4 separate regions of the Mus musculus genome follow, and regions 2, 3 and 4 are each linked to region 1. Evidence: chromatin loops called from intact Hi-C (ENCODE). Cell type or tissue: heart. All regions are shown on one strand. Each heading gives the region's core, and the rest is flanking DNA. Links, peaks and the distances in the headings are about the cores only. Region 1 overlaps Snx29 (sorting nexin 29). Region 2 overlaps Snx29 (sorting nexin 29). Region 3 overlaps Shisa9 (shisa family member 9). Region 4 overlaps Snx29 (sorting nexin 29).

Region 1 (7,550 bases), core at 809-5,808:
CTCCCCAACTTGCTTCTTGGTCATGATGTTTTGTCCAGGAATAGAAACTAAGACAGGAGGGAAGGCCTGTGTTAAACATGGGCAGTACCCTTCTATGACCTGGATTGAATGAAAAGGAGAAAGTAAGCTATACACCAGCCTCATCTTTCTTTCCTGACACACACACATGCTGTCTCAGGTTCCTGCATGGCTTCCCTGTCATGATGGGCTGTGAGCCGTGAGCTAAAAACAAATCCTTCCTTCCTTAAGTTGCCCTTCCCAGGTATTTTGTCATAGGTGACAGATTTATAAAGGGAGGGCTGTGGCAGTTGTAGGGTGATCCAGCAGGAGAACACATGGGGGATGTAGCATCTGACTCTCTGGTGTGTTCTTTAGCCTATAGCTCCAGGCAGTAAGCTGAGATGTCATGCCCATGGCTTATGCCCACCAAAGAGTTACCTAAAGAAGGTCCAGTGCTCTGTGGTTACTGATCACAGCTTTGCAAAGTCAATTGGTTTGCTAGATTTCTCAGCAAGGAAGAAGCAGGAAACCATGTTACAAACCTATAACCTCTGCTTGTGCTCTGGGAACCGGAGCTCACTGAAGGAAAAGGGGTCATGTGACAGAACAGAAGGGACACTCACTGATGGCATTCTAGAGTGAGATGCGGGGGGACTTAGTACATTGTATGACAAGCAGTGGCAGCTAATGGATTCTGTGCAGCATTAGTGTTTGAGATGGGCCTAGAGGAGGATGAGGAGGGGGAGGGATGACATTGCAATGCCTAGCTCTAGAAGAAGGTGACAATCTGTCTAACAGATATTTTGTGTTATTTTATGCTCCAGTGACCTGGAGCTCCTTGGGGTTAATGTGGACAGAGCTTTTCTGGCCATGAGTCTGTTAAGTACCTCAGCTTCAGCATGCAGTTGGTGCTCCATAAACACATACCAACAACAGTCTACTAAGTGAATTTAGGTACCCTGTGAAATATGTGTAGGGTGTTAAATGTGGAGCCCCAGATTAGGCTGATAGAGAAGTCCCAAATGTGGCCTCTGATGGCAGGGATTAGATGTCTAATAGGAGCGCATGGCTCAGGAGAGAGCACTTGCCTGGTGTGGTTGAAGCCCCAGGTTCAATCCCCAGCATGACAAATAAAAAGCAAAAAGAAAGACAAAAGACTTCAGCTCTGTAGAGGAGGTAGGCTCTCTTTTGATGCTCAGGGTTGAGGGAAGCTAAGCTTAGGGCCCAGAGCAGCAGGCTCTTACACAGCTTTATGAGCACTGTCTTAGCAGCCAGCCTGTGCCTCCTCTTCTGTCCTGTCTTCTGGCCTTCCATGCCCATGAGCCTTTGATAGAGCTGGCAGTGGTAAAGAAGAAGTCCTGATGCTCCTTCAGTGGCCTTTACTCCTCTAGATGGAGTTCTGTTTTCTTCACTGCATAGTGGCTTTAGTGGCAAAGCCATCAAATTTCTTAGATGTAGAGAGAGCAGGCATTCATTATCCCAAGACCAGGCCAAAGATTAAGGAGGTGGTGATCCTGGGGAGGCTTCAGGGAAGAGTCATGCACTGTCTGGAGCAAGGCTTTAAGGCAGCTCAGCAGAGGTTAGCACCTCACTACAGCTGTTTTGCATGGCTCCTCCCTCCTCCTTTGGACTTCCAGTAACCGTGCTCACAATTTTCTTTGTAAACCTTCCCCTCTCTCTTGAAGATCTGAAACTTCAGATTTTTTTTCTCACTAGAGGTTTTGAAGTTCAAAGACATTGGATACATCTAAGACTCTTACTTCTTTCTCTCTTTTAAGTAATTCCTGTGGTTTCACCGAATCTCCCTAGAGTTGGCCAGTCCATTTTGGCTTCCAGGAAATGTAAGATGTGGGCAGCATTCAGATTTTGATCCTTCTTCTTCTTGACATTGAATTCTGGAGTTTGGTGGCTTGGAGGACACTTGATGCCACAAAGTCAGAGGAGTTCTGATCTACCACTTCCTGTTGGGCCTCACTAAGCCTCAGGCTCTCAGTGGAGTGTGACCAGTTGCCCTCCTTGAGCTCTACTCTGGGACTTTAGCAGAGCCTGGTTAGGGCAAGAAGAAGCTCTGTGTCCTTCTCATCGTGGCCTGTGTCTTGGTAGAGCAGAAGTTCCAAGCACTCTGCCCTCCTTTTCTTCATGGATCCTGAGGTATGCAGGAGTGCAGCCTCTGTTCAGCAGCCAGCAGCAGTGAGCACTGATTCCTCAGCTCATCTTAGTCCCTGGAGATGCTGTGCTGCTCCTGGGTTGCCAGCACTCTTCTGCTTGTAGCTCCTCATCTGAGCCATGTGCTTTCTCCTTCCTCATAGCAGATAAGGGATTCTCTTTGTCTCATTTGGGTATAATGTAATACACTTGTGATCCTAGCACCTGGGAGGCGGAGGCAGGAGGATCCTGAGTTTGAGGCCAACCTGGGTTGTATAGTTGAGACTCTGTCTAAAAAATCCAACCAGAGATGGAGGAGGCTGCTCAGATGCCTAAGTGTTGGTTTTGTCTTTGTGGCGGCCTGGAATCTGGGCCTGCCTCTGACCGGGAGTCTGGAGTACTTAGGAAGGAGTAGGCGAACTTCCACAGAGACACACTTGGAAGATGATCCAAGGCTCTTCTTTTGGACAACAGATAAAAATATTGGTAATTATAGTGGCTGATTTCAGCTCCTCAGCCCTCCAGTATTTTGAGTCTCTGTTAGGTTTCTCCCTTTATGCAGGAAGAAGCTTCCTGAAGCCAGAGTCGCCTGGTCTTGATGGAAGAGGTTCAGGGCTGTTCTGTTGGTGCTGGGCACACCTTGGGAGGGATCAGGGCTGTTGTGAGCACCAGATAAGCTGGCCTTTGTTTTACTTGAAAAGCCTGCTGCTTGAGGGTAGAGCGACAAACTTCAGAGAGCAGACAGCTGATGTGACTGAGGAGACCAAGGTTTGCCAGCCTTGTACCGAAGTCTCTTCTGGCTACAGTGACTCACCTGTACCTCAAGGCATCTGAAGACCACTGATGTGTGTGTTAGTAAACTCTTGCTGCTGCCTTCAGCCTCATTTCTCACCTTACCTAGAACTTGTTTCATCTTTCAGAAGCACATCTTTGCATGGGGGTTGGGGCAAGCTGTCTAACTTGACAACTAACTTGATTCCTTTTTTCTGTCTTCTATCCTTGACTCATCTTTCCTTGTTAACTTTACACACACACACACACACACACACACACACACACACACACACACACACAAGGCGGGTTTATTGGGAAGCTTCTCTCAGCCAGGAGAGTTCACTGGACCCAAGGACTGAGGTTGGGAAGTTGCCATGAGGAAAGTGGGGGAGGGAGTGGGTCAGAGAGAGAGAGAGAAAGAAAGAGAAAAAGGGCATGCACACAGAGAGAGGAGATGAAGAGAGAGAGTAACTTATTTTCTTCACCTTTAAGATCTCATCTGAAGAGGGTGTGGTGGAAGGTGCCTGTAATTCTAGCACCTAGCAGGCTGGGGCAGGGGCAGGGGCAGGGGCAGGGGCAGGGGCATTATAAGGTTGAGGCTCGCTTGGGCCACTTCTCTGCTCTTCTACAAACTGGGTTCGGTCCCCAGGTGTCCTCAGCATCCTTTGTATCCTACATCCTGATCCTGATAGGGCAGCTTTCTCTGTACTTGCCTTGACTGTGTTCTCATTTTGCCCTTTCCCCAAGTCTGCTCTGCTGCAAGCCCAGCAGATGGCAGTAGACGTGCCCCAATCATCACCATTCTAGCTGTTCTAGCCCTAGCATCCAGCAGGACCCCTGGCATCTGACTGGTAACCCATTTAAACAGCATTTTCGATGAAGACCACAGGGAAGCTAGATCAAACTGGCTGAGGCAGACACAATACATTTATTTACTAAGTCCTATTTCAGTTTTCTCCTTGGGACCATGTGACTTGCTCAGGCTACTGGGGTATAAATAGAACTGCTGTGCGGTCCAGGCTGGGGGAGAGATCAACTGGAGAACGAACATTTCCTGGTTCTTGTTTTCCTTGCAGGGTACCTGTGAGCCATGGATTCTGTGTGGCCCAGCCACAAGAGGGCCCGAGTCTGGGTCCCCAGGCTGCTACTTAGAAGGCAGCCTTGCTGTTTTGCTGCTGGGCCCACTGTAATCTTTGTAAAAAGGAGGAGTGGGATTTTTATCTGTTTAGCCAGGGAACTATTGGGGTACTTGTTGCTGTCCTGCTTATCTTCAGTCCAGGACAGTCTGATTTTAGGCATGGGTAATTCCCCTTCTGTTCATAGATGGCTGTGATTCCCCTGAGCAAATCTTTTCTTCCAAGTTCACATTCAGAGAAGACAAGGCTTTGCTTCTTTTATTCCTGGCCAAAGCTTTGAATTTATGCTGGCAACCCAGCTGAGCCTCCGCTCTTGCTCTTCATCTGATCACAGGGTCTTGCTTCTGCACTGAGACAGCGGAGAGCCCTGGTCAGATGTGGGGAACGGAGAATAGGGAATGGGATGTACTTCGAGGGGAAGGAAGGATGCCATGGAGACTCCAGCTTACGTTAGCTCACAGCGAACAAGTAGTGAACAGATGAGCGCTTAGCGGTGAACAGACCTTCTCCCTTGTTTTTGGGACTCTGCTCTACCAGCTGAGTACTCTTCATCCAAGGGTCAGTGAGTGCAGAGACGGGGGCGAGGGCAGTATTTGAGACCTTGCCATGGAGGGGAAGGTGTGCAGGTCCTTTGCCTGTCAGCTTGGGTGGGCTAGGGCAATTGGGCTGCAGGAAGAACATGTGCAAGTTTGGCAACCTGGCAGAGATACTTAGCAGTGAGACAGGGATGACACTTCAGTTCCTCACTAGCAGCGATGTCTGTCTCTAACATTACCTTTTAGTCAGCATACAGAGCTGTGTTTTATCACACCGTTGTCAGAGGTGTGTGTCACTACCTCGCACACAGTCACTCCTCCAGACTGTTCCTCTGTGCAGCTTTCCTCTCATCTGTTTGTAAGGCTGTAGATATGATAATGTTTCTTTTCTGAACACATGTGCGTGTGCATGTGAATGCGTGTGAAGCCAGACGACAACTTCCTGTGCCATCTACCTCCATTGAGACCTGGTCTCTCACTGGCTTGGAGGTCACCAATAGGTTAGACTGGCTGGCTCTGGGACACCCCTCCCCCATTCTATCCTCTCCAACCCAGGGCTTACAAGCATTGCCTGGAGTTTCCCAGAGGGCTCAGGGATCACACTCGGCACTGCATGCTTGCAGGGAGTGCATAGACTTTCCTGACTGAGCCATCTTCCCAGACTTGGTTAATACTTTTCTATTTTCTTTTCTTCTTCCTGAAGATGGTATGGTGGGAAGTTCTCCCTTTGCATTCTCTTCTCTCTGCTTTAGTCCTCCCCAACACAGGCCAGTGGGGACTATGTCCCCCACTACTTCCTGGCTGTTCTCTGCCACTTGATAGAATTTTTTTTTCTAGACCCAGCCAACTGTTTGCTTCTAAGGAAATCTTCTTAGGAAGATTTCATCTGTCAGACAAAGCTGGTGATGTCAGAGCAGGATGGCTGCTCTCTCTGGGTCCTAAGAGCCGTGTGGAGGTTTCTGCTTGCAGAGTTGGCAGGGTTTGGCTTGGGAAATGTCTAGGAAAGTGTGGCCTCAGGGTACCTGTCACTTCAGAAGTGGCCCTTGATGTGTGATCCTCAGACTTAGGCTTGGCTTCTGATAGCGCAGTGCTTGTTTGTTTTATTGAAGGATCTAAAACCTTCTGACATCTGCTTGTCTCTCTTACCATGAGATTGGCACAAAGTGTCGCAGCATTGGTATTAGTTTATAAAGAGCAGAGAGTTGACGGACCATCCCAGATGTGTGTGTGTGTGTGTGTGTGTGTGTGTGTGTGTGTGTGTGAGAGAGAGAGAGAGAGAGAGAGAGAGAGAGTGACATGTGCAACAGTAGTACACATGTGTTCACCAGAAACCCACTCACCTCTAAATGAATGAATGAATGAATGAATGATCTAAGCATGAATTAAAAGTGATTGAGATCTCCTACTTGCCACCACCCCTCTTTTAATTTTTTGAGACAGGGGCTCACTATGTAGCCATGGCTGCCCTAGAGCTCACTATGTAAAGCATGCTGGCCTTGAACTAACAGAGATTCACTTGCCTCTGTTTCCCAAGATCAGGGATTAAAGGCATGCACCACTCACATGCCACTGAGATGCCCTGCTAAGTATGTACTATGTCAGCTGTCACAGTGGGTATGACATTTGAGCTTTATACCCATGAGCACAGTGGGCTTGGGAGGGGTGGAAACTAAGGTTTAGAGTGGTTGACTGGATTTCAGGGGTATAGCCATGGAGCAGTGTGGTAACCTTTGACCCAGTTCTGAGGTCCCACCACACCCCAGCTTATCCATGCATTTGGTTTTGTAAAGCTGTCACCATAAGATGTTTGAACTCTGCTTGGAGGTCAAGCTTCCTGAAGTGTGCCTGTCTTCCACCAGAAGACCTTTCTAAACTACGGGAGATTCAGGCTTGGACTGGGAGTGGCTTTTCTCAGTTTATTATAGAGCAAATTAATCAAATAAATTATGTAGTTCAGCTAATGACTTGCTTTGATCTAGTAATTTTGTAGGAAGAACAAATTGAGCGTTTTTGTTTAATCCACTTTGGGTGTGTGCTAGAGTGGATTTAAGAGCAGAGCAAAGCAGCGCATGCCTGTAAATCCCAAGTCCACTCCTCCCTCAGGAGCTGTGTTCATCCTTCTCCATACACTTGAGGTCTCCGGTGGACTGGCTGGCTGCATTCACCCCGTGCTTGTTTACCCCACGTGTGTTTTTGAGCACTTGGTGTGTCTTGTTTGTTCCTTACACTCTCTACACAGTACTGCTCCAGTCCTTTTATAGAGGTGACAAAGACACTCTAAGCCCTCAGGTGTTTAAAGCTACATAAGCACTCAATGGCAGAAGACAGGATCAAAGTCCAGACTTGAAGCTCATAGCCGTTCTCCTTTGGAAACATCCTGTGTCTGATAATTGCTGATAATTGTATTCTGTCTCTGTCACATCCACCCCGACCAACAGGAAAGATGCAACACCACGTTGTCCTTCTTCAAGCAGGTTTATTCAGGAACACTTCGAATTGCAATGCAGGAACAGGAATCTGCCGAACAACCCCGGTGATTTTCCTACTAGCCTCCTGTCTTTTCTGGAGCTTCCATTGATGGAGGCTGCTGAAGAGGCAGCTGAGTCTCCTGGTGTTCCTGGGATTGTAAGCCAAACAAGCCCTTTTCTCCCCTGTATAGCTTCCTATCAGGGTGTTTGTTATGGCAACAGAAGTGGAGTTAGGGCAGTAGCTTTCTACTAGTTATCACTGTGTTGGCCTGCCATGTTGTCTGCTGGTTTGGTTTGAGCAATTTTGTCAAAGTCATAAAATGGGTGGCATAGAGAGAACAGAACCAGTATCTCATGAGGGGAACACAGAGGTCCCTTTTTGAATGTTCTTAGGGGGCAGGGGAGAGAGGGTTCTTTTGAGGGCCCTTTGTTAGGGTAAACTCTTCTTTATAAGTGCTCTGTCTTTGTGATCTGATCACTCCCCAGAGGCC
Region 2 (7,550 bases), core at 1,736-6,735, 52 kb before region 1:
AGGTCACCCTCAGGAATAACCAGAAAAGGCAGGTGGGGAAACAGGCTGTTGATTGACAGTACTTATCTGGAGTCCATTTGACCCATGAGAGGTGGGTTCAACTTGATTCCCTGAGGCTTACAAAAATTTCTGAGCTTACAAAAAGAGATAAGTTTTAGATATATCAGCATCACCACTGTTTGTAACCTGTACTGAAATCCACATTGTGGAAAAGGCAGTAGTCTCACACCTTTGAGTCATAGTAGAAGCTTGGGGACCCTGAGTTAAAAAGACGAACACTCCTCTATCCAGAAGGCTGGGTGTGTGTAGACTGGACAGATGTTTTAACACGGAGAGAAGCACTTTCAAGTCTATACTTAGAATACAATCAAAGGAAATTTAAAATCTCCAGCTTGTGACTCTAGTAGTAGTCAGTGCTTTACCAGAGCTAGACTGATGGCTCATCAGAACTCCACTGACTGATGCCAAAACCGAACTTTTGAGCTCTTAATGAAGCAATAGCATAGAGAGGGAATGAAACCCAAAACATTTTCATTTTTAAACATATCTTTAATTACTTCTTTATACATTTATGAATCACATTTATATACCTTTCTCAAGACACCTTTTTAGACTTTTATATCTTGCATTTACATATCTTAAAGCATTTTTCTATCCAATCATTTACCATGAGGCAGCTGAGGCCTTGGCCGCTGCTGTGAAACTGACAGAGCTATCACTGACTACTGTATCCACCATCAGGGATCTGAGAAGGTAAACTTTACCTGAGAGAGCAGGGAATGCAGAGCAATCAGCTCCTCACCTGTTAAACATGACAGAGACTCATCAGCTACCTGGGCAGCCATTCTATGTTCCTCCATGGTAGTCTGGATTTCAGTGGTGACAGAGGGCTAAGGCAGCATGAGGGCTCAGAAGATCTGACAGACTTTCCTGTGGAGGAGGAACTTGGAGGGCCAGCCTACCTTGTCTAGGCAGAGCAGGGCAATCAACTTTCTAGTGTCTTGTTTGTCTACAGTTTGGAGAAAATCCTGGTGACTGGCAAAGTAAATAGCATTAACCATGCTAAGTACTAATATAATTAGTTATAGTAATAAACTTTATGTTTTCATAGTTATTTTTTAAAATTAAGCCTAAAGCAAATAATTAGGAAATGGCAAATTTTGTTTAGTTTATTTTTTTGTTTGTTTGTTTTTCGAGACAGGGTTTTTCTGTATAGCCCTGGCTGTCCTGGAACTCACTCTGTAGACCAGGCTGGCCTCGAACTCAGAAATCTGCCTGCCTCTGTCTCCCGAGTTCTGGGATTAAAGGCATGAGCCACCACGCCCGGCTTAGTTTAAATATACTTAATAAATAATGGCCCTCAAACTCTTTGGAGAGCTGCTGAATGTGGCATTTGCCCAGTGGTTATCTGAAAATGGTGGTTAACTCACACGATACATACTCTTTAACATTAGTAAAGATGGGTGCCAGCCACATGGCTGCTTACATCATCATGAGGTCATCAGCCAAGATGGAGGCTACTTAAAAACATCTGTTGCTACTTAAAAACATGCTTTTCTAGTAGCTTTATTTTTTTTTAAATGAGAGTTGAATCCAAGTTACATACACATATACTTACATATAGAGTTGAATCCAAGTTACATACACATATACACTCCGTTGAATCTAAGGTACATATACAGTATATTCTAGACAAGAGTTGAAACACACACACACACACCTGCTGTTGTGTCATTTGGAACAGGCACAGACTCAGCCTACCCCTCCTCCCCAATAACTGCCACGTAACAGAGGGTCACAGGCTGGGGTCACACAACTTTAAACTACTCTTTATCTTTTGTTGGCTTGGTTTTTGGAAGACAGCATAAAATTTATCTTCTTGGATTCTCAGTTATTATTTTTCCCCTTTCCCCACATGAGTATGAATTATAGAGGGCTGTTTTTTGGGATTTGACTCTATCACAAGAGAACTAGCTTCAGTGGGAGCAGTCCTGAGGTAGCTTGTGTCCCATTCTCTTTTTTGTGTAATTGAATATTTTATCAGGTTTTGAACAGCAATATAATGATCCCTAGTCACCCATCTCTTCTAGTTCTCTAAGTAACCAGAAATGAATGATACATATGAATGTACACAGACAGACCTTAGGCTCTCTGATACGTGTACCTGCTCTACATTTTTCTCTCCAAATGTGATTCGAGCATACTGGGTTGGCTTGGGAACAAGCTGCCTTGTTTGTAAACCCAGTTTTTAAAAAAAATTCTGTATATTTCCTTGGCTGTATGTTTGTGCAGCACATGCTTGCATATGTGTTTGTGCAGAGGGTATTAGATTACGTGGCACTGGAGTTTATAGGCTGTGAGCTGCTATCTGGGTGCTGGGATTTGAACTGTAGATCTAGTTCTATTGTGACATGCCCACACCTATTTGTTAGTATCACTGATGGCTGCTTTCATGAGGCAGTTGTATAGCTAGATAGTTCCAGCAGAGACAGGAAGGGGGTGTCCTCTAAAATACACACTAAAATAGTTATCAGCTGACCTTTGGAGGAATTGGAGGTCCCAGACCTGCCTTGTCTTTTCCAGGTAACACTGTCACTTAATAGAACTTTTCTGGGTCATCCTTTCGGTATCAGAATATTGGAATCACCATGGGTGTGCTGTCTGCTCACAAATCATTCTCTGCATGTATAGGCTGGCAGGTGGGGGCGGGGGTGAGCACAAAGACCTCAGTGCCTCCGATAGGGACAGATGGCAGCCCTGGAAGTCAGTGTCATCTAGATCTAGATCTTGACTATCCCTCCAGCAGCATTCAAGCACATTCCCACCCCAGCAGCCAGCCTGCAGTCCGCTTCCTGGGCTTTAGCCCAGCCTAGACAGGAGACCTGTGATCCTGCTGTTAGAAAGGTCTGTGAGGCCTGCCGCTTTACTCTAACTTCCCTCGCCTTTAGCAGACAGTTGAAACCAGCTATGGCTGGATCTGGGTGCTCAGGGTATTTACCAGCAGAGCCAGCACTGTGTGCATTCATTCTGTTTCCAGACCAGGGTGTTTCCTGTTTTGGCAGAGGAAGCGGGTTGGGCAGGTACACTAGAATGGAGGCCGAGGGGCTCAGGGCTTGCATCTTGGGTGTGGGCAGCAGGAGCAGGGCTGAGCTGAGCTGGAGAGATAGGCAGGGCCAGAAGAAACCTCCAACCCAACCTCCACATTACTTCCTCCCCACTGTCACTCAACCTTGGGTTTCCGAGCTCGTCAGACTCTGCCTTTAAAGGGAGAGTGACTTTTAGGCACCTAAAATATTTTTCTTTTCTTTTCTTTTTTTCCTTCTTTTTTTTCTCTCTCTTTTTTTGAAATTTCTGACATTGTTTGAATTTAATGATTCATATTACGAATTATTCATGAAAATGATCTTTTAAGCTTCTTATAATAGCTGAAATTATCCTTCATTAGATACTGACAGTTCCTGTGATGGGTGTAATTATAAAAAATATTCTTAGGCTAGCTATATTCTGCAGTGTTAAAATTACGCAAATGAGCAAGGGACAGGAATAGAAGCTGAGTAGGATGGTCAGATTTCATGGGATAAGGGGGAGGGCACCGCAGGCTTTCTAAAAATGAATAAACATGTGCTTGGGTGTCCAGCGAGCATGCCTCCCGCACAGTCTGCCTTGCTGCTCAGCCGCACCTCCCTGGCACGGGAGCAGAGGCATGCCAGTGACGGGCTTGTGTGCTACGCTTGCCCACCCATGAATCGTGGGATGGAGAAGGTTCTTTTTCTCTCCCCTTTTAGCTCTGTTCACTCAGCATTTTCTGCAAGGCGCACTGTAGTAATCCTAGGTACTTGAAGAGAGTAGCAGTTTGCTGCTAACAGATAGTACAGGGAAGGGAGGAATGGAGCAGGAAGTAGGGCCCTGGGGCTGGGACAGTCACCTGGGTGACAGAACCTCATCATGCTTATAGCACAGGACAGCCAGGGCATGCGTTCCCAGCTCATGGAGACCACCTGGTTTTGGGGGTTTGAGCTCGGTACTTTCTCTAAGGTTCTATATATCTGGCTGTCCTTGAACTTATGACTCTCTTGTCTCGGTCTCCTGGTTATTCGGATTATAGACATGCCTACTCTGCCTGACTTAGATTCTCATTTTTGATTTTCTGTGCTGGAGGCAGACATCAGGACCACATGGCACTCCCCAGCTGTAGACAAGCACTCACCACTGGCCACATCCCCAGCCATCTTCACTTATTATGAGACAAGTTTCACAAAGTCATCTAGGTTGTTCAAAGACTTGCTGTATAGCGCAGGCTGTTTTTGAACTTGAAGTCATTCCTCATCTTCCTGAGTAGCTTGGATGACAAGTCTGTACCGCCATGCCTGGACTTCTCTCGGTATCATGGAGGATGAGTAGAAGGAGGCTGACTCAGTTTATTGTATCCATGTCTTCACACCCCATGCTGTGCTTCTCAAAGCCTCTGAGAGGCGAGCTGGTTACTGCAGTTGCCACTGCCGGCCCTGCACTCGCATGCACATGCACCAGCTATGTAGCTGGCTCTCCCATCTTCCCAGTTTTGACCTAGTCTACTTAAGAAAACTTTAGGAAGAGAGGGTAATGAGAAACAGTGGAGTGTGGCCACATTTACGTGTGCCAGCAGCCAGGCATAGCTCCAAATGTGCTCTGGTGTAATCTCTGTGTTTGTCCTGCATTGCTAGGTGTGATGAGGATCTTCACTCAGCCAAGGAGGAGTCAGAGCTTAGCTAAACTCTCACACACAGATTAGGAGGTGAGACAATGGTGTCAGCTTCTCGGGGCTGGTGATGGATGCTTTGGGGAAGGGCTTTGTTTACCCTTCCAAAGGTGCTCAAACCTTCCTTCCTTCCTTCCCTCCTTGTTTGTTGGCTCACTCATTCTTCCCTCCCTCCTTCCTTCCAACCAACCATGTCTTATGTATCCCAAGTTGACCTTAGAATTCCTTTTTAGTAGAGAATGACCTGGAATTCTTGTCTGCATCTCCTAAATACTGAGGTCACAAGCATGCAGCATTGCATCTGTTTTAGGCAGTGCTGAGAATCAGTTAAGAATTCATGTATTCTAGGCAAGTACCTGCCAGCTGAGCCGCATCTGAAGCCGCTGTTTGTGTTATTTGGACTCTATTCTGTGTGTCTTTTAGATGCTGGACAGGTAGGTGAATTCTGCACTTCTTTATGACATTGCTGAGCTGGGGGTAGAACACAGTTCTGACCTCTGTAGTCTTCTTCTAAAGGGTGCACAGCCCTTACATCTTATCATCTCCAGATGATAGTGTCACCATGTGCTCTCTGTTTATACTGCAAAGCCAAAGGCCAGAAGCTGGCAAACATTTTTTCTCAAAGTTTCAGGTACAAGTAGTTCAGGTTTTCTACTGTTTCTGCTTCCTCTTTCTCCTGTTTCTCACCCTCAACTTCTTCCTCCTCTTCCTTTTCCCCTTAATATGTACAAACTTTCAGTAAACCCAAGGCTGGGTTTGTGTGTTTGGTACATGGTATGTCAACCCACGTTAGAGATATTGTTAATATTAAGCTATTGCTTTTAGATAATAAATCCATGATGGTGAGCTGTCTCAGTCAGCGAAGTGCTGATTTTATGGGCATAAGTGCCTGACTCAGTTCCTAAATCCATGTAGAGAAAACTAGGTATGGCGATGTGTGCCTGCAATGCCAGCACTGAAACAGGCAGGCTCCTGAAGCTTGCCGGCCAGTTCCAGGCCAATGAGAGGCTCCGTTTAAAGAAACACAGTGGCCAGCGCCTAAGGAAGGACCCTTGAAATTGTCCTTTAACCTCCACATGCATGCATACACATGTGCACATACTTGCACACTGCACACGTATGTATCTGTACACACATGAAGGAAGGTTTAAAACCTGGACTATCCTTGCAGGTTGAGTTTTGGTATGAGTTGATCAGTTCCTCACTTGGAAGTCCTTCTGAGCTTGCTTACCCCACATCACCCTCTTGTTGGTGTGCTGCAAACACCCTGCTCCTCTGAAACCTTCCCAGATGACACAGACACCAGTGTCAGGGTGGCTGAATTAGCCAGCTTCCTCCACTGACACAGCACCTAAGACAATCAGCTTGCAGCAGGTAAGAGCCCTTTGCTTCTGAGTTCAGAGGTTTTAGTTAATGGTCAGTTGGCATTTGTGTATTGCACCTCAGGGGAGGTAGAATGTCAGAGTGTGGAGCCTGTGGTGGAAGACCCCACTTACCTCACAGCAGGAGGAAGTATGAGGAAATAACAAGGGCTCAATCATATCTTGAGGGTGGCCCTCTATGACCTGACTTCTTCCTACTATGCCTTACCTCCTCCTAATAGGACGGTTATCTGGGCTCCAGTGCCTTTCGCCCGAAGGCTGCTTGCTTTCTTGTTTTGTCTATGCTTTTTTTCCCACAGTTTGCAGAAAGACCATGTGACATTGTAATGACTGGACTATGTGTGCTAAACTGACCGAGTTGGGTGTCCCCTCCCAGCTTCCCATGCTTCGGAGAGGAGTGGGCTGCCCGTATCTGATTGGTAGAGTGCTGTCTTCTTATAGATCCTTGGCTGGCCTTTTCAGGCCACTGACTGTCCTCTAGTTTTAGCTGTCTCAACTGAGGGATTGCTTCCATCTATTTGGCCTGTGGCCCTGTCTTTGAGAGGCTGTTTTGATTGATGATTGATTTGGAAGAGCCCCACAGCCCAGTCACTGGTGCCTGCCTTAGGCAGGTGGTCCTGGGCTGTGCAAGGAAGCTAGCAAACCTGAGTCCGGGGTAAGCCAGTACCAGTGGCCCTCCGTGGTTTCTGCTTGAGTTCCTGCTTTCACTTACCTCAGTGATGGACTGTGACCTGGAGTCTAAGTTGCTTTTGGTCATAGTGTTTATCACAGTAATAGAAAGCAAACTAGAACACAGCTGTAGATGTTTTCCTCCTCACTCTGAAAGCAAACCATCATGTGGGTTTCTCTGGTGAGCAGTGGTTTGCTCCGTGTGGCAAGATCTGGGTGATGAAGTGGGGGTGAGATCCAGCGGGACCTTCCCGACTGTTGTATTGTCGCTCTCCTTTTGGCTCACTCCTCACCTGTGCTTCAGCCCTCCGTGGCCGGGATCCATACTGCAGCCTCCTGCTGTGCTCTCCATTTGTTTCCTAGAGGCCCAGCGGCTCATGAAGGCTCTGACTGGACCCTGCCTGGATCTGTGCCCTTGAGAGTTTTTAGCTCTCGATCAGGAAAGCAGTTTCTTCCTCCCTCCAGCGTGCCCATCTTAAGAGCAGGTCCTCGGTGCTTCCCAGCACATGTTACCAAGCTATGCAAGGAGTACAAGAGTGGGCATTGACATCACTCTTGTGGAATTTGCATGGATGGGGCAAGCGGTACATCTCCCTGTCTCCCTCCCTTTTTTCCTCTTGTCTTCCTCTTTGCTTCTCTCCCCATGGGCCAGCCACCCATTCTGATGCCAGATGGTCTGCAACCAAGTGCTTGCGCTGGAGGCTTACAGATGGTTAGGGAGGTGCACAGCAGGATGCAATCTCTGTGATTCAGGCAGATAT
Region 3 (7,550 bases), core at 1,769-6,768, 620 kb after region 1:
GATACTTTTCCATAAATAACTTGAGGGCTTCAAGGAAGGTCTAGAATGGTGTTTTTTGTTTGTTTGGTTGGTTTTTTTGTTTTGGTTTTGGTTTTTGGTTTTTGAGACAGGGTTTCTCTGTATAGCCCTGGCTGTCCTGGAACTCACTTTGTAGACCAGGCTGGCCTCGAACTCAGAAACCCGCTTGCCTCTGCCTCCCGAGTGCTGGGATCAAAGGCGTGTGCCACCATACCTGGCAGTCTAGAATGTTTTAAGCATCAGGAAAGGACATTAACAACTCTGTTCATTTTTCTTGATATCAGACATTGTGTGTATGTGAGTGTGTGTGTGATGCACACACGCGCATCTTTGTAATCCTTCCAACTTACACCGCACATCTTCCTCTCCTAGCTATTCTGCCCACACTGTAGCACATTACAAACACTTACATACTCACATACTCAGCTCCATTCAAGCACATAATCTTCACACTCACTAAAATACACTTCACACTCACATCTACAAGAGGATGTGCTCTATGTTCACATGGCCTTTGCACATGCCTACAAACACCTTAATGCTACATCATCATCCCCCATAGCATTACCCCTACCCCAACACAAAGAAACGCATGTGTTTTAGCCACAAGTATATATAACACACCTGTGACAAAGCTTTCTCACCCACAAAATAGATACACCTGGTATTCACATATCCTTCAAAGTCAAATTCATGCTCATGCCAATACCAAATCACTACAGCAAACCTCAGATCACCTTTATTCTATATTTTTGTCTGTCTGTTATCTGTATCTATATTTACACACACACTCCCTATACACGCACATGTCCTCATTCACCCACCTACACACCACATTCTCATTCACACACACATAATTCCCTCTCCCCGCCCCTCACAGATATCATATTCATTTTCTTGAGATCCTAATTCAACAGTGAAATTTGCCTGAGGCCACATACAATCAAAGTCCAGGAAAACACACACACACACACACACACACACACACACACACACACACACACACACACATTGTGTGTGTGTGTGTATTCTAAAGCTTAAAAAGTTTATGAGGAAACAAATTTTTTTTGCCTATTTTTAGCTCCCCAAGGTTTTAAATATGTCCTTAGTCCCCGTTCAAGCAGCTTCTGGCATTATGTAACTCCAGCAGCTCTGACTCCTGACGTCAGTGCCCGCTTACTCCAGTGATGGTGACTGACTGGCTTATGGAAGTGCGACACCCTTTTCTCCCCACCCCTTCCATCAGAGCAGCAGGTGCAGGCGTCCTAGAAGAGGTGGAGAGGGAAAGTTACTGCTGTGCTTAAGAGGTGGAATGTGGGGGATGGGGGAGGTGTGCTTTTAGCTGGAGTTCTGAGGCTCCTTGTACATTGAACCCTGCTTAGTAAATACTGAAGAGCAGACTGGTATGTGAAAAATTATCTAGGCCTGGCCCTTGCCTCTTCACACCTTATTTATTTATTTATTTATTTATTTATTTATTGACAAGATCTCCATATGTAGCCCGCGCTGGCCTTGAACTTATGACGCCCTTGCCCCAGCCTCCAAAGTTCTGAGATTGCAGCTGTGGTGTCCCACCAGCTTGCATGTTTTCTGGACAGGAGACAAATGTTTGGGGGAAAGGAGAACTCGCATCTCTGTGTATGCTACAGTTCTGAGCCTGAGGCTGAAGGGCAGCTGAGGATAGCGCTTAGGGAGAGAGAGAGAGAGAGAGAGAGAGAGAGAGAGAGAGAGAGAGAGAGAGAGAGAGAGAGTATGTGTGTGTGTGTGTGTGTGTCTGAGAGAGAGAGAGAGAGAGAGAGAGAGAGAGAGAGAGAGACTATGAGAGATACTACATCATTACATGCAGTTCTGTGCTGGGGCTTTATTGCTGACATCTACTACAAACTCGCAGCTGTAAGAGCAGATGCAGTGGCTTCATGTGGCCATAGCTCACATCCTCCTGCAAACACATCAATGCTACATTCTACAGCATCCACCTACCCAACCGCCAGGACCCACAGTGTTAGCCACCGAATTCCTGGTATTTCAGAACCCACCCAGCAGCAGGGATAGAGGTTCTCCTGTATTAGCAGGTAGGGAGTGCTATAGGGTTGATTTAAGCTCATGGAGTCTGTGTATCTGAGATTACTTAACAGCTCCCTCATCCATTAGCTCCTTGAGTGACTTTACTTCTCTGAACCTTTATCTCTTTTAAAGTGGGCATTGCTGCAAAGTTTTAAAGAGATGTCCATGAGTGGGCTCAGTGTAGTGCATAGAAAGTGCTAGAGAGTCATTATCTTTGCTCTCTTTTGGAGGCCAAGCTTGTTTGTTGATGTCAGTTCTTCCACTCTGGCCACAGTTGACTTCTATGAAAGCCTGTTCTCATAGCTTTCGTTTGAGGGCCACGTGCTACTCTTTACCCGTCTTTTTGACTTTTAAGCAGGTCCCAGATAGCTGCATCTGTCTGTGTTATGTCTTTCCTTATGCTCTCCTGTTGTCTTCACCCTTGTCAATTGAACCAGCTTCTGCTCACCTTGTAATGCTGGGCTCAGGCATCACCTTTCATGATATTCCACCCCAGAGTTAGGGTGCATTTAAAAAAAAATATGGTCTCAGTACCAAAGATCATGCATGGTAGGCAAATACTCTTATTGCTGTCTTAGCTCACCATGCTCTGTATTGCCCCCCACCCCCACAGTGTTCTCTCTTATACAGTGGTCCCCTTCTCCTAAGCCCATCTTCCAACATTCAGCTAACTTGGTTTCCTTGGAAGCTGCCAAAAGGAGGAAGTGCTAAGGAACAGGACTCCCAGCAACCTGGGTGACATCAGGCTACACCAAGCTTTGCTACCCAACTGCAGTCTGTGGACCATCTTCATCATGGGTGGAGACTTGTCAGAGATGCATATTTCCATCCTACCCCAATCCTAAATCCCAGAATACGAATTTTAATAATGACAGGATTCATTTTGGGAAGAGCTATGTCCTGGGATCTCCTCCCAGTCCCTGATAGTGACAGACAGGCTGACAAGTCAGGTGCACTCATGATCATGGATGAGACTGCCCAGGTAGGTAAGTAATATAAGTTGTCACTGGACTCTAGTCTCAACCTGCCTTCATTATATCCCCAAATGATCCCTTTTCATTTTACCACGTCCTCAATCTGAAATAGTCTCTCAAACTCTGACTCACATTTTTCCCTAAGGGAGAGCTAGCATACTTGGGTTGCTTTATTTCTGATTATTACTTACTTGACTTGCATGCATATTTTATTTTTTATATTATTGTTAACATGAAGAGGAAGCCCTATAAAAGAGCCAGTCTGAAATGGGATGCACTCCCTTCCCCTTTCAGTGAATCTCATCCTCTCTCCCTTTGGTGGCACAACAGCAAGCTTGCCTGCTTCTTGTGGTCACATGACCATAAAGCTTCTGCCTCTGTAGCCTACTTGTTTTGCTGGCATCTTTATATATCTCACCCACCCAGACATATCACCTCAAATCCCCTCAATTAGTAACTGTTGCTACTGTTTTTATATAAAGCACATCTCCAAATTTACATGGCTGCATAATTAAACCTTTACAAACAGTTGAACCAAATGCATTTTAGATGCTTATAAACTCACCAGAAGCATTTCTCTCATTCAGAAAAACAGATCCTGCATACCAGCACATACCACTTGAAGCCCATCCGATATGACAAGAGAAGGGTGTGACTAAGCTGGCACTTAGTAGGTCTCCACATGACAATCTTCTTTAGCAAATAAACATATAGGACCTGTTTTAAAATCATTGTTTCCTGGTGGCTTCTGGAACATAGTAGAGTTCAATTGGGTTTTGAATGAATAAATGCACAGAAATAGTTATCAGTTCTGTGGATGTTGTTTTCTGGATCAGTGTGACTCCCTAGACTAAACAGTAAAAGAAGAAAGATTAGGAAGAAAACAAAACAGGACTATGATTTCATGCATATCATCATGCTAGCTTCAACAATAGAAGCCTGAAAATACCCACAGCTTTCCAGAAGAAATACCCCACTCACTGGAAACAAATTCTGCCTGAGCTTTTTATTCCAGACTCACCTTCTGTCCCCTGCCAATAAATCTACTGTCCTCTGTGTGAGCTGAGAGGGCCTGCCCATACATGTACATCTCTAATCTTGGTGGCTTTCTCTGCTTTTTGTTCCATTCACTGTTGTGTCTGACTAATAGGTCCGATGGACTACCAAGGGCAGAGTCCACCTGTGGATAAATGGAGCCAATACAGGGTCAGATTTATACTAGTCCCTGTGTGACAGGACATGCTAGAGTACCAGATTTCAGGAGGCCAGCAGATGCTAGAACTAGAAGTGTACTTTCAGTGTACCTTGTCACTGAAAATATTGGACGTCAACCATTTTCAACTACTGGGTTACTCCAGTCAAAAAAGTGCAAAGGCCTAGAAAAAATTTCAGCCCTATCATGGAACACTATGTTTATTCTGAAGTCTTTGGGAGGATGGAAAACCAGTTTGAAGGATTAATTAAGATTTCGTCAGGAGAAAAAAGAATGCATGTCTTGGTAGATACAGTAATCTCAAAGTCATCTTTGTCCTGACTATTACTGTGGGACTACAAGCAGGTTGTGTTACACAGCAAGGAAGAATCAAAGTTGCAGAGAAAATGAAGACTGCAGACTAACCCAGTTTAAATAAGGAGATTAACCTGGGTTATAACGATAGGCCAATTGAATCACAAAGATCTTTTCTTTGTAGAAACAGATGGGAGGATATCCAAATGTTGACTGTCAAGATGGAAGGGAATCCCGAGTCAAGGAATATGGCAGCCTCTAGTGGCTGAAAAGGGTAAAGTAGGTTGACCCTCATCTCTAGAAAGGAACACAACTCCGTATTTATTCTATTTTCTTGTATTACATTATTTCACTTCTATGTGTTAGGCAAACTCCCTCCCCCTGAGATACTGCCTTAGCCTTCTTCACAGGCTCTCACTAAGTTACCTAGGCTGGGTTTTGAACTCACTTTATAGCCCAGGCTGTACTTAAACATGCCATCTTTCTGCCCAACCTTTGAAGGGCTAGCCTGTACCACCAGGCCCAGTTTTCTGTTTATTCCTTGATTTTAGCCTGGTGAGACCCAATTCGGATTTATGACCTGCAGAAGTGTCAAATAATCAATTGGTGTTATTTGAAGCCACTAAGTTGGTGGTTGTTGATTTTGTTATCAAAAGAAAATGAACGCATATCTTCATAAGGAAACACAGCACATGTCAGAAACAAACATTTGTCTGTTGGACCTTAATGGTTGCAATCCATTAAGGGCTGGAAAACCATAGCATTTCCTCAAATGGTAATTTGGAATAGATTCTGTAGGGACTGGTGGACAGCGTATGCCTCCTTAGGTCTTGGCTGTCTCAGTTACAGTGTGCAAAGTTAAGGTATCTGATGCCTTTTGTTCTAGAACTTAGAGGCAGCATGTCAATGCATGAATATCTAGAAGGGGGTGGAATCTCAGGAGCAAGCTTTGCAGAGATTCTTTAGATGTGGTAAATGTGCCTCAAAGTGCCAATTTCATCCCATTAGAAGCTACAGCAAGCAGAGAAATGTGGCTTTCTGGAAGGGCCCAAACCTGATGTTCCAGGACATCTGCCAGTCTTCTCTGGAGCATGGAAAAATATTGTACTTGGTGAGCCTTCGTTGTGACTACACTTCTGCTCTGGGGAGTGTGATACTTTTTTTTCTGCAATGTTTGGGAATGAAGCATCTCTGGGTATCGGTCTCTGCCCATCAGAAATCAGTGTTGTGATATAATTACATTTGTGAAGCAGATGGATTATTCATGAGCACGTGGCTGAAGCTCCTGTTGCAGTTAGAGGCAACAGATCTGAGGGTGGGGTAGGAGTGGGGGTGTGACTCAATGTGCCTTTCTGTTCCCAGATAACAGCCATCTAGCTCAGACCTCTGATGTTTTTCCAAGGATGTTGGCAGGGACATAAACCTGAGGCTTGGGGAAGAGAATTAATATTTATTAAGTATCTAGAATGTATTGAACTGTTTTTATAGTGGTCTATTTAATACTATTTTTGTAAACTATTACTTTTGTGTACATGTATGCATGCACACACACATGCAAATGCAGTAGGCCAAGTGACAACTTCGTAGAAGCAGTTCTTATCTTCCATCTCTTACATTGGTTCTGTGGATCAAACTCAGGTCACCAGGCTTATGGCAAATTCCTATAACCACTGACCCATCTCACCAGCCCGCATTTTACTATTTAAGACAAACCTGAGAAATATGTTATAAGATAGCTATGGCTATCTTATATGTAAAAGAAATAAGAGTTAGGGAATTTATGGGTATTTTTAGTGCTTTCCTCTAAAGGTTACTTTGGCCAGCTCATAGAATTTTGGAATGAATTTTTGTTTGTTGTTTCTTTTTTTTTAAATGTGTATTTGTGTGTGTAGTGTATCTGTTTGTGGTTGGGTTAGAGCACATGCTGTGTGAGTAGACAGGCATGGACATATGGAGCCCGTAAGTCAATATCAGCATCTCTCTCTCTCTCTCTGTCTTTCTTTTTCCTTTTCTTTTCAAGAGAGGATCTTTTGTAGAGTCAGAGCTACTGGTTATCTAGACTGTGCAGTGAGCTACAGATGTCTGTCTGCCTCCCATCCCCCACCTAGCACTAGGTCTACAAACACAGGTCAGGTCACCAGGCCTGGTGGCTTGATGTGAGCACAGGAGACTACAATCAGGTACTCATGCAGCAGGAGGCATGTCACTGACCGAAATTTCTCTCCAACCCCTATTTATTGTTTTAAAGGCATAGATCAGAATGAAACAGATTAGGGAAAAAGGAAATGGCAGTTGCTCTTATCACCTCTCATCTTGGGTCCAGCTTTGCTACTGTAGTATCAAAATAAAGTCAAGACAAACATGACACTAACAACATGCCTTAACTCTAAGGGAAGTAATTGTGATTTCCTCATTAGCTCAGGTAGACTGCCTTAGAGATGTCCTCTGCCCTTCCGATGGGTAGATAGATAAATAGATAGGTGATAGATAGGTGATAGATGATAGATAAATAGATGATAGATAGATAGATGATAGGTGACAGATGATAGCTAGCTAGCTAGCTAGATGATAAATAGATAATAGGTAGGTCATAGATGATAGATGGTAGATAGATGATAGATATATAGATGATAGATAAATGATAGATAGATAGATAGATAGATAGATAGATAGATAGATAGATAGATAGATAGATAAATAGATGATAGATAAGAGAGAGAGGGCAGGGGTCAGGATAGATAGCAAGACAAGGCTAAACTTTGCTGTTCAAGGGGCCATTTGGTCAGTTCCATTTGGTAAAGCGCATCTTGCTGGGTCTTTAGCTTTTTTACTTTTCTCCTTTCTTCCTCCCCGACCTCTTTTGTATCCCCTGCATAGTAACAAGAGGCTCCTTCTGCTTCATCTTTCTCTCTCCCAGAATGAGAGAATGTGCTTGGAAACAGTTGCCGAGGGAGCAATCTTGTTTTTGAAAAAGAAATGACAAAAAA
Region 4 (7,550 bases), core at 1,544-6,543, 110 kb before region 1:
GGCCTCTGCTGCCAGCTAGATCCTCCAGCTTTCAAGTTCCCAGCATTTCTACCTTGCACCACAGGCTGGGGAAAATGTAATCAAAACAAAGAGAGGCCGTGGAGACCTGCAGATTCTAATCATGACAGCAGCACTTACTGTGGTTATAGCTAACTTCATGTCCTGTTTATCTGGTTTAAAAACAAAGCAACCAAAAAAGCTCCTAGCTAGTTCCTGGTCGCTATTTCTTTATCCTCGGGGTGTGAACCCAGAGCCGAGCATGTCCCAGGCAAGCACATGGGGAGCTCATGAGTGTCGCTTGAGTGAGGCTTGTGCCCACCCTACCTCATACGTTCTCTGTGCTGCATGCCCTGCCCTCAGTCTCTCCTAGTCCAGCTCCTGTTGAGCCCACTCTCCACTTCCATCCCTGCCCTGGCTGATTGCGGCTTGTTGCACTATGCTAATCAGAAGCGAGAACTGAATCTCTGGAGGGAATGTGTTTGGTTCAAGGATTGTAATAGTGTAATTTTGTGGCTGTCTGTGCATGGAAATACAGCTTAGCCTGCCACTAGGGGGCAGCTCCGGCTAAGAGCCAGAAAATGTGTCCCTGAAAGCACAGGGATGAGGTGAACCCAGGACATGGTTATTAGCAGGTGAAGGAGACCTGCCTCAGCCACAGACCCGGACATCTGTTCGCGTGGGTGGTCAGCCCCATTCCTGGGCAGTGAGATGCTCATTAGAAAAGCCGAGGACTTGGGTGGGGTGGGGATGCGGGGACAGGTCGGCAGCAGAGTACGTGCTGCATACACATGAAGTATCCACATAGAAATCTGGATATAGTACCCATCTGTAATAGAGCTGAGATGCAGAGACAGGGGGATCCCTGGGACTGGCCAGCAAGTCTGGATGCACTGATGTACTCTGGACTCAGTGGGAGACTCTGTCCCTCCCTGACCCCACAAATAAGAAGGAAAAAGGACAAAGGAAAAAAAAAAGAATAGAAAAGAAGAAGAATAAAAAGAAAAAAAAAAAAGAAAGTTGTCAAATGGTTTAGTGGGTAAAAGTACTTACTGTACAAGCCGGGCTTGCAACATTAGGAAGGTTAAGAACCACTGCTCCAGTCTCCCCTGCTGGAGTATTACCAGTCCTGGATCACCTATCCTGGTGACTGTGCTGTGGTGAGGGGGCCCCTCTGTGAGGTGACCTGCTTCATTCCCATGCAACCCTATGGTCCCATTGCCTCACTTTCCCTCCCTGTTTCTTCAGGCCTCCAGCGTTATCAAGAAGCTCAGGGAAGCAAGATGTAGCACAGGTCCTGGCTGGGATCCCTGTGTGTAGGGACAGCCTGGCTGTCTCCCATGCTAGTTAGAGAAAGCTGCCAGTCTTTGAGGCAGGCTGACTCAGGCCTTTGTGATCATTGACTACCTGCCCAGGTGATCAGTTTCTTCCAGAAGTCACTCTCTACCTAGTCCACAAAGGAGCAGAGCCCGTGCGGAGGCCCCTCTGGGAGTTAGAAGTTTGCTTGTGGCTTTCTCAGGCCCCAGAGCTGATAATGTGGGTAAAACCCAGAGGCCTTTAAGTGTTGTGGGGTGGCCCTCTAGGTGGGCTGTGCAGGTAAACCCTATTTCAGTCTGTTCTCCTTACTTGGGAGCTAGAGTGGACAGGTGGGGGGTGGGAGAGGGAGAGTGGACTTGGTGGGTGGATGGGGTGCTTTGGGATAGTCAGCAGGACAGGAATCCATCACTTTGTTTGTCTTCTATTGACTATTGTCACTTGGGTGCTAATGGCCTTTAGACTGCCCTATTTGGTGTCTGATCTCTTCTGCTTTGTGGAGAAAGCCATTAGGCAGGAAGCAAAGAGGCTTCCTGGTGTTTTAGGGCAGGAAGTAAGTAGTGCATTTATAACTGACCTCACACAGCAGTGTGAAATCACAGGTAGGTTTAGGATGAGGACATGAGCGGGTTATACTCAGGTGCTCTGGTGTTGGGATGGAACCTGGGACCTTATGCATGCTAGGCAAGCCCTGTACCCGAGTCACACCCCCAGGTCTCCCTTAACTTCTTTTGCTGCTGAGGAGCCACTGCTGGCCAGGGCTGGCCAGGCCTTTTCTGTCAGGACAGTCTGTGTTCTCTCACATAAACCCTGCCTCCCTTAAATTGCCTTTGTCTGTTCTTTAGTCACAGTGATGAGAAAAGTAAGCAGCTTACCAGACTTGCTCATTGTGTGAGCTAGGAAGTGAAGATCCAGGGTCTGACTCCTGTCACTGACTGTATCCCTTGTCTCAAGGCTTCACTGCTCTCTGGCCTGTATCTGGTGAAGAAGCAGCAGCACCCAGGGCTGTTCTCCAAAACGCCGTCAGTCGTCTCTGGTTAGCTGTATGTGTCCTTTCTCCTTGTTCTGAGAGTAGGTCGTGACTGTCTTTCAAGAGCCAGCTGTAATATCACACCACCTCTGAGAAGCCTCCAGGATTGGCCCTGGTGCTTCACTCTCTGGGCTGAGAATGGTGGTACCTGTGGTACTGCTCTCAGTCCGTGTTAAATGTGAGTTCTCTGATGTACAAGTGAGAGCCACCTCAGTGGACTGCTTGTCCTCGTGCCAGAGATGTGACCTCCCAGATGTTCTGCTGGAGTATTTTTATGTCCCTTGGTGGTACTGCAGACTCCTCTTAAATGTACACTGTGCCCAGCTGTGTGTTGGCTGTGGGCAGCAAGGTGGAAGAACATGGAGGGAAGGCAGTGTGTACTCCCTCACCGCCTGCTGTGTGAGCTTGGGGGTCTTTGTTTCTGTTTCCCTCATTTGTATTGGGGACATAGGGGGAAGATGGGCCTGGCTTTGCTGATTCCTGACACTCTTGCAATTGTGATAGTATTCTTATTGTTGGCTTGTTATGGCCTTGGGATGGATAGCTCCTTTGCCTGTGCACTCAAGTTGCTGCTGGTGGAGAGTGGTTAGAGTGGAGAATGAGATTCATAGCTTATGTTCCGCAGGGCAGCTCTAGAATGAACTGCAGGTAGAGGACACCTGACTAACAAAGGGCTTCCTTGGCTCCCAGCAATGGCTGGCATCTACACAGGTTTGTGAGACTCCCAGCCAAGCTAATCCTTTAGCTTAATGCCCCTCCCACCATCCAGGCGTACACAGCCTGTTGAGTCCTTCAGGGAGTTGGCTGAGTTCTGCCCCTGTCATCCTCAGAGATGGGGGCTCAGTGCACTGTGTATCTGACCACTTCTCCTAGCAGAGGCACAAACTGCTGCTGCCCATTAATGCCCCTGTGCTGAGCAGCCCCCTGAGGCTTGCCACGTCCTTCTCAAGGCTTTGGCATCAAATGTCTTAGATTAAACTTCCCTGTGGAAAAGATAATACTGTTAGCTCTGCCCCACAGTTACCTGGCTGTTGCCAGGTAGGCCTGACCCACTATAAAAGGGGTTGCTTGCCCTCTTGGTCTCTTGTTCCTCCCTTGCCCTTGCCCTTGCCCTGCTTCCCTTCCCCTTTCTCTCCTCATTCCCTTCTTCTTCTCTCTCCACATGCTCATGGCTGGCCCCTACTCCTCTTTTCTTTCTTTCTACCTTTCTATGCCTCTATTACCCTCTTAACTCCCGTTCCCATGCCTTGAATAAACTCTATTCTATACTTTACTGGGGGAGGGGGGATGCCTTGGCATGGGCCCACGGAGGCACCCCCTTCCTCCATACCTCACCACATCTCCATAGAACATATTCCTTCTCTCTTTATCTTTTTATAAACACATCATTGTGTGGCCTGGGATTCTCAGCCACAAGAAAGAAACTGTCTCAAAAGGAGAGAGAAAAGTCTCACCTAAGGGAAAGAGTCCTAGAACGAGGCTCAGTGAAAGACTGAATGTCTCCCATCCTCAAAGGCAGCACAGGGCTGAGCTCTAGAACCCTCCCCTGGGGCCATGTGGACATTTACTCTCACCAGTAGGGGCATGGGGCTTACCAGTTCTTTGAAATTTTGGCTAGAGAGTGTGGATCTCCATGTTGTAGCAGGGGTGATGTAAACTTACAGAGTTTCTAAATTCCGGGTTTTGGCACCAATGATAGTAGGGTAGTAGAGGCAGGGAAAGGCAGAGAGAGAGAAAGAGAGAGGGGGGGAAATATGAGAATAGAGGAGTAGAGGCCAGCCATGAGCATGTGGAGAGAGGAGGGAAGGGGAGAGGGGACAGAGCAAAACAAGAAGACAAGAGAGCAAGCGAAAGAGGAGGTGGCAAGCAGCCCCTTTTATAGTGAGTCAGGCATACCTGGCTGTTGCCAGGTAACTGTGGAGCAGAGCTTAGGATGCTAGCAAATACTGCAGTATCACTGAAAGAGGTGGTAAGGCCATATGCCTTTTTGTAAATCTCCAGGTGTGGGCCTGCCCGTGAGGAGGTCAGAGGAGGACCTCAGGCATATTCTTCTAGTCCTTATTTCTTTAAGGTAGGGTCTCTGGGTCAGCTAGGCTGCCTGGCCAGTGAGTTCCTGGAGTCTTCTGGGACCTGCTGTACCATCTTGCAATGGCTCCTACCCCAAAATTGTCTGCATCTTACTAAGTGCCTGGCTGCTTTGTCATTCTAGGCCCAGTGCCCACTGCTACCCTCAGCTCTGCATGCCTGCCGAGCCTGGGGCTTGGGCTTTCTGCATGGCCAGCTCTACCATGCCTTGCTCTCCTTCCTGTCAGCACTCCCGTTAGGTCTCACTGACTCCCCTCTGTGCCATCTGCTTTCTGCTGGACTGTGACTGATGCCAGCCTGCTCCAACTTGATGGCTTTTCGTTTAATGGTTCCCCTCCCGGGTGCTGTCCCCCAGATCCTGGCACAGCTGGCTCCCTTTCAAGCCCAGCACAGATGTCACTGCCTCAGAGGTATCTTGTCAGTCTACTCTTCCATTTTACTCTGGTACCCTGCCTTGCTTTCTTGATAGCAACTACCTGAAATGTTCATCTATTTGACTTGGCCCCTGGGCTTGGCCAGGGCATCTTGACTTACCATAGGTTGGCATGCCAGAGGTTGGCATGTATTTTCTGTGAAAGGCTAGAGAGTGAATTCTTCCGGCTATTTAGAACATATGGTCTCTGTCATGACCACTGAAGCTGTCCTAGTGAGAAGACAGCTACAGATAATACATCAGTGAACAGGCCCGTCTGGGCATTGCTAAAATTTGGTATACAGAGAAGGGTAGGGGGGAGTTTATAATAGGTAAATTAATGTGTGGGTATAGAAGCCTGGTGCTGGCTCAGAAGCTTCTAGTCTATGATAGCACCTGGCTGCAACCGCTTTGTTGACTCTGGGCTGAGTGCTTTAAATAGTATGTCTGGTGCAAGGTAGGTGTGACCTGAGTGCAAACACTCTTGATGCCTGCTCTGTGCTAGTGTCTGAGCTGAGCAGCAAAGTGAAAGGAGACAGTCTTTCTCCAGGGGTCCTGGAGGGCAAAAGAGCCTGCTCATCATGTACTTGTTGGTTCTGATGGCAGATGGAGAATCCAGGGTTGGTACGCTCTTTTAGACAAGTTGGTCACCAGCCTTTCTGGGGAGGCCCTTAAGTGATAAGACTCTTGATCATGTGGAAAGGTGGTATAGGGAGAGGGCCTTATTTATGTCTTTATTTGTGTGTGGGGATTCAGAGTTGGTCCTCAGGTGTCCTCCTTTGTTGCTCTCTGACTTAGTGTGAGACAGGGCCTCTCAGTGAACACAAAGCCAGTGATGTGGCAGCTGGCCAATGAGTTCCATGACCCCCTGTTCTACAGTGCCAGGATTACAGGCACACATAGTCACACTGTTTTCTTCTTCTTGCTGAGATTTAGACTCAGGTCTTCCTGCTGGGAGGAGAGGTTTCTAGCAACGTGAGAGGGCAGCTTGTTGAGGTGACAGGAAGAAGCTTGCCAGGGCAAAGGCCAGATCTCCTGAGCCTAGACATTTGACTAATGTCCTGTACAAGCAGAAAGCCACTGAGGGTGCAGAACTGGAACTCACAGAGTGAGAGGAGCATTTCCCCTGGGTGCAGCGCGGAACACAGAGACCAGAAGATTGGAAGGAGTCAGTTCTCCCAAGATCTGGGGGAGGGGACACTAGTCTAGTCAGTATGGCGGACATCTGTAGAGATGCCGAGTAGGGATGGATGTGGATGTACAAGCGATGTAATAAGGATGAGTGGAAGAGCAGTGGGAGGGGAGAGGTCCAAACGGAGCTGCTGAGGCCTCTGGAGAAGTAAATGGCTCAGTGCTTAGAGCACTTGGCTGCTCTCCCAGAGGATCCAGGTTTGATGCCTAGCACCCACATGCTCACAACTGTCTGCAACTCCAGTTTCAGGATATCTGGTGCCTCATCTAACCTCTGCAGTACTACACACAGACGGTGCACAGACATACACACAAGCGAAACACCCAGACACATAAACAAACAAAGAAGCAAGCAAATAAAAGGGAGAAAACAGCAGGAAAGACAACAGAAAGGAACCCCTAGAGGAGTGAATTGCCACAGAGCAGGACTTAAGGAGGGGAAATGAGTGGGTGTGAGAGATTTTGTAAGTCACTTCTTTTCTTGAATGAGTTTGTGTGGTGTGCCTGTGTAGGTATGCATGTCCCTATGCATGGACATACACATGCATGAACAGGCATGTGCGTGAGGCCTAGAATTGATATTGGGTACCATCCTTGACTGCAGGGTCTCTTGCTGCACGCAGAGCTCACTGAGTATGACAGTGAAGTCAGATGGCCCTTGGGACCCTCCGTCTCTGTGTCCTCAGTGCTTCAGCACATGGGCAGCTCCCATGCCACTGGCTTTGCTGTTTGTGTGGGGCCGATGGTCCTGGCCCATGAGCTCCAGTCCTCGTGCTTGCTAACATTCGAATTATTCACAGAGCGTCTCTCCAGCCTAGTGGAAGTTTAACCATGATGTTTCCCTCTGGCCTGGCACTGTTGTGATATTTGCTACTGTTTAAAAGTGTGTTCTTTTTTGACTGATAACTTCTCACTTGGAAGTGAGCTGGCATCCAAAAGCTGGAGGAGTGGCCTTAGCTGTCCTATTTGAGCTGACTTATTTTAACCACAGGATTTTCTTTCAGGAAGTAGAGTTCACACAGAACTCATTTATCCATAGCAGCTCCTCCCACTGCTGTTTTTGAGTTTTCCCTGCCATGATATGAATGAATCAAGAACTGGCCATGTTCAGCCTTCTGCAGGATGGGTCAGGAGCGCATAGCAGAACTTTGAGAGACACATGAACTTCTTGAAATGAGTGAGTGTTAGGAAAGACTTCACAATTCTACACTTTCAGTTTGTCACTCTGGAGTGCAGACACCCCATCTGCAAACACCCTTTTCCTCACCACAGTGTGCTTTCTAGTGACTAAGTGTCACATAAAGGGCCTGTTAGCTTGCTCAGTGACTCAGTGGCATGAAGAGAGACCTTGCTGTCATTGTTGTCTCAGGTCGAAAGTACAGAGGAAGACAGATGGGTGCAGGCGGGGGCCCGGGCCTCCAGCTCCTGGATGCGCACTCAGCACTCACTCAGCGACATGCATTGTGGGAGCTTACCATTCCAGGGCTGGCTTTAACCACTCCAATATTAAACTAAGCCTTG

What was found. Hi-C counts contacts between places; a loop is a spot of excess contacts. Peaks named below come from ENCODE experiments on the same cell type or tissue, not always from the same donor. Only the 100,000 strongest peaks of a DNase experiment are listed, where the experiment ranks them.
Region 2: it touches region 1 in a loop (2.1-fold over the local background); 2 of 42 quality-filtered maps call a loop at or near these places.
Region 3: a loop joins it to region 1, with 2.2 times the contacts of the local background. A loop is called at or near these places in 2 of 42 quality-filtered maps.
Region 4: a loop joins it to region 1, with 2.0 times the contacts of the local background. A loop is called at or near these places in 5 of 42 quality-filtered maps.

The regions. Positions count from the first base shown.
Region 1 is chr16:11,576,069-11,583,618 of GRCm38, forward strand. The region is part of intron 15 of Snx29 (sorting nexin 29); the gene reads left to right. Among named protein-coding and RNA genes, the nearest start is that of Gm32100, 3.9 kb to the right of the region's middle. In heart, for the core only: a CTCF peak has its summit at 3,701 (motif pointing right); a DNase peak (open chromatin) is centred at 3,753; H3K27ac peaks cover 2,555 bases.
Region 2 is chr16:11,523,530-11,531,079 of GRCm38, forward strand. All of the region lies in intron 14 of Snx29 (sorting nexin 29), which reads left to right. Among named protein-coding and RNA genes, the nearest start is that of Gm32100, 56 kb to the right of the region's middle. In heart, for the core only: no CTCF peak of the experiment used is centred there; no DNase peak of the experiment used is centred there; H3K27ac peaks cover 593 bases.
Region 3 is chr16:12,196,590-12,204,139 of GRCm38, forward strand. All of the region lies in intron 2 of Shisa9 (shisa family member 9), which reads left to right. Among named protein-coding and RNA genes, the nearest start is that of Shisa9, 220 kb to the left of the region's middle. In heart, for the core only: a CTCF peak has its summit at 4,834 (motif pointing left); no DNase peak of the experiment used is centred there.
Region 4 is chr16:11,468,391-11,475,940 of GRCm38, forward strand. The region is part of intron 13 of Snx29 (sorting nexin 29); the gene reads left to right. Among named protein-coding and RNA genes, the nearest start is that of Gm32100, 110 kb to the right of the region's middle. In heart, for the core only: no CTCF peak of the experiment used is centred there; no DNase peak of the experiment used is centred there; H3K27ac peaks cover 882 bases.